Regions from separate parts of the Mus musculus genome. Here region 2 is linked to region 1. The links are chromatin contacts, found by POLR2A ChIA-PET in ENCODE. All regions are on one chromosome and are shown on one strand. The core of a region is the stretch at or near the end of the contact, and the rest is flanking DNA. Distances in the headings are between cores, read along the strand shown.

What was found. ChIA-PET counts read pairs that join two places held with the same protein, here RNA polymerase II (POLR2A).
Region 2: POLR2A ChIA-PET joins it to region 1 with 23 read pairs in embryonic stem cell. The contact joins the promoter of Traf7 here to the promoter of Msrb1 in region 1. POLR2A ChIA-PET finds 5 or more read pairs at or near these places in 4 of 5 experiments (Patski and embryonic stem cell).

The regions. Positions count from the first base shown.
Region 1 is chr17:24,735,296-24,737,917 of GRCm38, reverse strand. It overlaps Msrb1 (methionine sulfoxide reductase B1), which reads right to left and starts at 1,325. Exons shown (of 5, transcript NM_013759.3): 1 at 1,156-1,325. The coding sequence starts at 1,210. It overlaps Rpl3l (ribosomal protein L3-like), which reads right to left. Exons shown (of 10, transcript NM_001163945.2): 8 at 2,406-2,501; 9 at 2,077-2,196; 10 at 1,775-1,918. The coding sequence ends at 1,862.
Region 2 is chr17:24,526,633-24,529,254 of GRCm38, reverse strand. It overlaps Traf7 (TNF receptor-associated factor 7), which reads left to right and starts at 1,317. Exons shown (of 21, transcript NM_001172113.1): 1 at 1,317-1,489. Rab26 (RAB26, member RAS oncogene family) reads left to right here. Exons shown (of 9, transcript NM_177375.1): 9 at 1-201. It overlaps Rab26os (RAB26, member RAS oncogene family, opposite strand), which reads right to left and starts at 1,004. Exons shown (of 2, transcript NR_045289.1): 1 at 819-1,004; 2 at 511-619. It overlaps LOC115488833 (a small nucleolar RNA gene), which reads right to left and starts at 779; the gene lies at 702-779.

The sequences.
Region 1 (2,622 bases), core at 76-2,575:
CCAGTGTAACCACTTGGTCCTCTTTCTCAAGTGGGCATCTCTGCTAGTCAACAGTCTTGGATACCATGGATATCAGCTCCGGTCTTAGGAACAGACTGGCCCTAGAGGACAGTCTTCCAAGCCAAATAGGGAACCCCAGAAAACAGCAGCTGGGAAGAAAGGTTTCAACCTGTCCCCAAAAGATCACATGAGTGGAAGGGGTAAGGATGGTTGCAAAACTGAATTACATAACTGTTTGAAAGACTTAAAAATGGGAACCTGCAGGGTACTGAATCATCGGTCACCCACCACTTGAGGACAGACACCCTGGAGTCTGAACTGTTCTTTCAACCTGTATCAGGAACTGGAGAGGAAGCAAAACTGAGTGAGTGTCTAGCTTGCCAGGGTAGCCTGAGGGCAACTGGAGTGTTGTAGCCAAAAAGAATTCAAGGGAGGTCTCTTCCCAGCAACCCTGTATTACAACAACTGGCTTATAGAGGTGCCCATTGTCACAGCCCTGCCCTCTAGAGGACTGACATCTAACAAACAGATCCTGCCCCTGGAACGCCAGTGCCATAGTTTTTACCAAATTAGTCCAGATCAGCAGAACCCAGCAAGAAGGGAGCCAAGCAACGTCTCTCACAGTACTGGTCAAACTTCATTTATGCTGGCAAGAACCCATTGACAACCAACGCAGAGGACGGAGAGACATCTGGGACAGCACATTCCGGATTGAACAGCAAGTGCAGAGCTTGTCCGCTCATCCAAGCAAATCAGGGGTTGCAGGCGGGGGGGTGGGGTGGGCGAGGGGGTACATTGTCAGGGCAAATTCCAACACTGACCTTGGACCACATACCACCATCATTCCGCTCTAAAGTTCAGACCACTCTGACACCATCCGGTGGCATCACCCTTACGCATCTGGCCCAGAGAATCCCCCAGAGAGATCTACATTTGAAGTTCAAGGCCTGTCCCCCTCGAGAACAGAGTCTACCGGAATGTCCCTTCTCCTCTCAAGTCCTCCTGCTCCAGAATGCCCTGGCCACCCAGCTCCCCTCCTCCAAGTTCTTTTTTCCCAGGCTCGCTTCTCCTCGGCAACCACACTAGCCCAGTCCCGGTTCGGGAACTCCACAGCTCCCCAGGAGGCAATGTATGCTTTAATGCCACGGGGTGTACCTGGCTCGAAGTGATTCTGGAAAACCTCGCCTCCGAAGAAGCTGCAGAACGACATGGTCGCGACGGGACAGGCAAAAGCTCCCAGCCAGGTCCGGGTAAAACCCTAAGATCTGGACTCAAACCCGACCCAGTCCCAATAACCAATCACTTTCCGATTCGCCATAAGCCCCGCCCCTAGAGGGGACCAGTCACTCTTGGATTCCCCACGGCCGCCTCCTAGCAGCCCCGCCCTCAAGGAGTCTCTCCTCCCATAGGCCCTAAACCCCACCCATCCAGCCAAGTTTACCCAGAGATCACGTCCTTACTTCCGCCTCTAGAAGGCCCCGCCCAGGGAGCCGCTCCCAGGAAGCTTAGCTGTTAAGATGAAGGCCAAACCTATGCTAAGCTCCAGTACAGCGGCTAGGCTATAAACATTGGTACTAGCCAATGGTAGCTACTACTAATACCATTGTGCAACTGGCGTGGAGGCGCATCTACCCAGCTGTATCTATAGCCCTCTTATCTGGCGCTAAACCTTGCGCCCGCGTCTGGGATCACCCAACCTCCGACCCAGGCTTAAGATCTACATCAAGCCTCCCAGGGAATGTGGAAGAGAGACAGACACACAGAGACAGACAGAGAGAGTTGCCTCAGGACTTTATTGAACAAAAAGGACCGGACAGATAGCAAGAGTGCTACATCCCAGGTGTGCTCCATTCCAGACATCTTACATGTTTCCCAAGGTCTCCGGCTTCTCTTTCTCCAGATGTTTCTTTTGGGGACCCTGGTTAAGGTGAGGAGACAAGATGAGAGTTAGTCAGGAGAGTCAGTCAAGAAATACTACCTACGGCCAGTGCCAGGGCCACCTAGGGCCTGCTCTACTGGTTTGCTAAAAAGGCCCCTTCTTCTAGTTCCTCTCTGGAACAAGTGGGACTAGCTCACCATGAAGGCCCTCTTCTCCTGCGCTGTCTGAAAACATCCGTGGCCAAACTTAGAAGTGGTGTCAATGAACTTGAGCTCAATATTCTCCAGGGCCCTGCGGCTGTGGTGCACCAGAAGGGACTGGGTATCCAAGAGAGAAGAGATGTCAAGGACAGAGGGCCCCGACTCCTCCTGTGACCTCCAGTTCACACCAAGGAGGACTCAGTCAATCCCTCGCTCTTGCCAGACCCCCTTCCTTTACTCTCCCACCACACAACCCACCACAGAGCACGCTAAAGGACAGAACAGGCCACTGGAGTCCACTCCCCAGCTTGCCAAGCAGCACTGACCTTTCTCAGAGTGATCACTCGCTTCTTGGTACCTGCAATGCAGCCCTTTAACATGATGAAGTCATTGTTCACTTCCCCATAGTGGGGGAAGCCACCCTACAGGGAGACAGACCACACCAAGCCAGGAACAGGGCAGCCAAGTTAGGAGGCTGTAGTGGGAGGGAGCCCTATGCGCAGACCCCAGGGTGCAGGGACAATACCTTCCCACTGGGTCACT
Region 2 (2,622 bases), core at 68-2,567, 210 kb after region 1:
TCCATTTGTTGGACTGCTTCCGACTCACTAGGAGGCTGATATAGGGACGCACAGCAAGGTCAGAATGATAGAACCCAGTCACAACTTAGCAGGCTGGCCCAGTCCGTTCCACTTTGTACTAAAGTCACCAAGCCACAAATGTTGAGTGAAAACCTGTCCTCTAAGTCCCTATTAATAAAGGTGTTTCTGGAGTTTGTGTCATCTGTGGAAAACCACCTCCTGGGGCAAAAATGGCTTAGTGGGGGGGTAAAGGTACTTCACCTGGGGAAACACTTAATTTACACATGCGCTGATACCGTCACCAAAATTCCCACAGGAATAGTTTACTATCAAGATTAGGGTGCCCCACAGCCTATTCCTTAAGTAGTGCTGGCTTATAAGGTCACCCTAGATTAGAATGATTCAAACAGAATATCTTAGTCAACCCCTTTGCGGACTGTGTGACGCCAAACCAGGGCCTCTACGGCACTGTGCTATCAGCACATGAAATCACAACGTCTGAAACCACAGTAAGATTGCATTTCACTTTATTGCTAAGAAACTCAGATACACGGATGCCCAGCTTACCAGCCAACACTCCTACTCGTTGGATCTCTAGATGCAGCCGACTCAACATGCCCTGAAAAAAAAAAAATCAAACATAAATCTTTACTTTGGTTAACTTTTCACTCAAAACCCATCCAATTAGTGACGTCGCGCCCAAGCCTCAGTCTTATAATGTAATCAGACTACGCATGCAGTTTTCATACGAGGTGTCAGAAATTAATTCATCACGGGCTTGGGGCTGAAAAGGGAAGCCAGGCCCGACCAGTTCATACCTGCAAAAATGGAGTCAGAAGAAAAATGGGGAAGGGTTAAACCCTTAGGACTAAAGCACTTCAGCTCGGGAGGAAGGCAGATCTGTAGCAGAGGTCCTTTGAGTTCCATTCGGCGAGCACTACTCCCAAAACGTTCCTTACAAAACCTAGATGAAAGGGACCACGAACACACTCACTCCCAAAAAGAGCGACTGCTCGCGAGGCTCAAGAGTTTATAGAACTGCCCCTTATGTGATTGGGCCACCTCTGAGGAAGTGCCCACCTTCCTCCACTGCTGATATGCTCCTCGAGCTGTCCTGCAATTTCCACCAATCGTACAGCGACTTTTGTTTTGGAGGCGGTATTTTGAGTAGCTCGAATATCCTCCCGGTTGTAGAGCCATTGAGTCCATGAGTGACGAGTTCAGTTAGCCAATCAAATTCCAATGTGCAACATAGAGTGATTCTGAAGCTACCAATCCGGTCCTTCAGTACAGAGGTCGCCGGAAGTCGTAGTTTAGGAAGCTCAAAGCGTGAAGCAGCACCTAGAGTTCCTGAAGTCCGTGAACTACAAGTTCCGACCTGCCCCGGGACTTCCGGCTCCTGTATCCTGAAACCTTTCCCGGCCGCGGGCCGAGAGGGGCAAGATGATGCCGGTGGGTGAAGTCGCTGCTCCTAGGCAGCCGCGGGCGGGTGAGTGAGTGCGCGGAGCACAAGACCTGGGGCTCCTTCTTCCGGGGAGTGCGGTGGAGCGCGGGCTGGTTGTGGGAGCGTCGCGAGCGGTCGTGGGCCTAGCCTGGGGGGCGGGACTGAGACGGCTGGGGTCTCAGCCTCTATAAGTCCTCCTGACTCCAAGTAAATCCGTCTGTCACTCCTTCCCTTCACTCTCTCTTTCGTTGTCTTTGCACTCCTATGTTTTTTTGAGCGCTGCCTGTGTGCCAAGCAGTATCCTAGGCTCTGGAAAGTCGGCGGAGAACCGGATTCCAAACTGATAAGCTCATCTGGTACGCGGTTTTGAGACAGACCATTCTGCCTCTAGGGTCCTGTGCATTGTACGCAGTCCAGCAGCAATTCTGAGTTTGTTCACTGAATGGTAGTAGTAACACCCACAGCCCTGTTTTGTTATGACAAAAATGTCTCAAGACTTTGGTAACTGTCTCCTTGTGGCAACTCACCTGCAGTACTGTTATTCTAGTTAAAATAAAAAGTTAAAAATCATGAGGAACTGTGATAAGTTTTACGGGGGGGGGGGAACTGAACACAGATAAAGTATTGAGTATTGGGCGTTCTTAAATCTTTGGTAGGGAGACCTACAGTTAGCTGAAGATCTGATGGAGAAGCAGTCAGTCTTGAGACATTTCAGGAAGAGCCTTACAGGCAGGGGGAGTCAGAGGAGCAAGCCAGCAAGTATAGGTAAGTGATAGGTAAGGTTAAGAGGCAGAGCAGGGTAAAGTCTGAGAGCCTCTGGTATGTGTGATGATTTATGAGTCAAGTAAAATAGTGAGGAAGCTAGACCAGCGTCTTCTAACCCTCACTAGAGGCCAGTTGTCCCAGCCTAGATTCTTTTGAGGCAGGCCAACATGATCAGATGAGGCTGAGGTCTAGAGATATCTGTCTCATCTCCCCTCCTGCCCCGCTCCCTGCACGCACAGGCTCATTCCTTTGCAGCCTTGTTCTTCAGGGGCCTCTCCATGTCCCAGATCTCTTTCCTGAGGATCTTTGTGGCAGGCGCTGCTGCAGTCATAAAGACAATCCTGAAGATCCTCTATACATTCATGTTTCTCTGCAGAAACTCAAGTCCCTGTACCCTGAGGTCCTAAATCTAT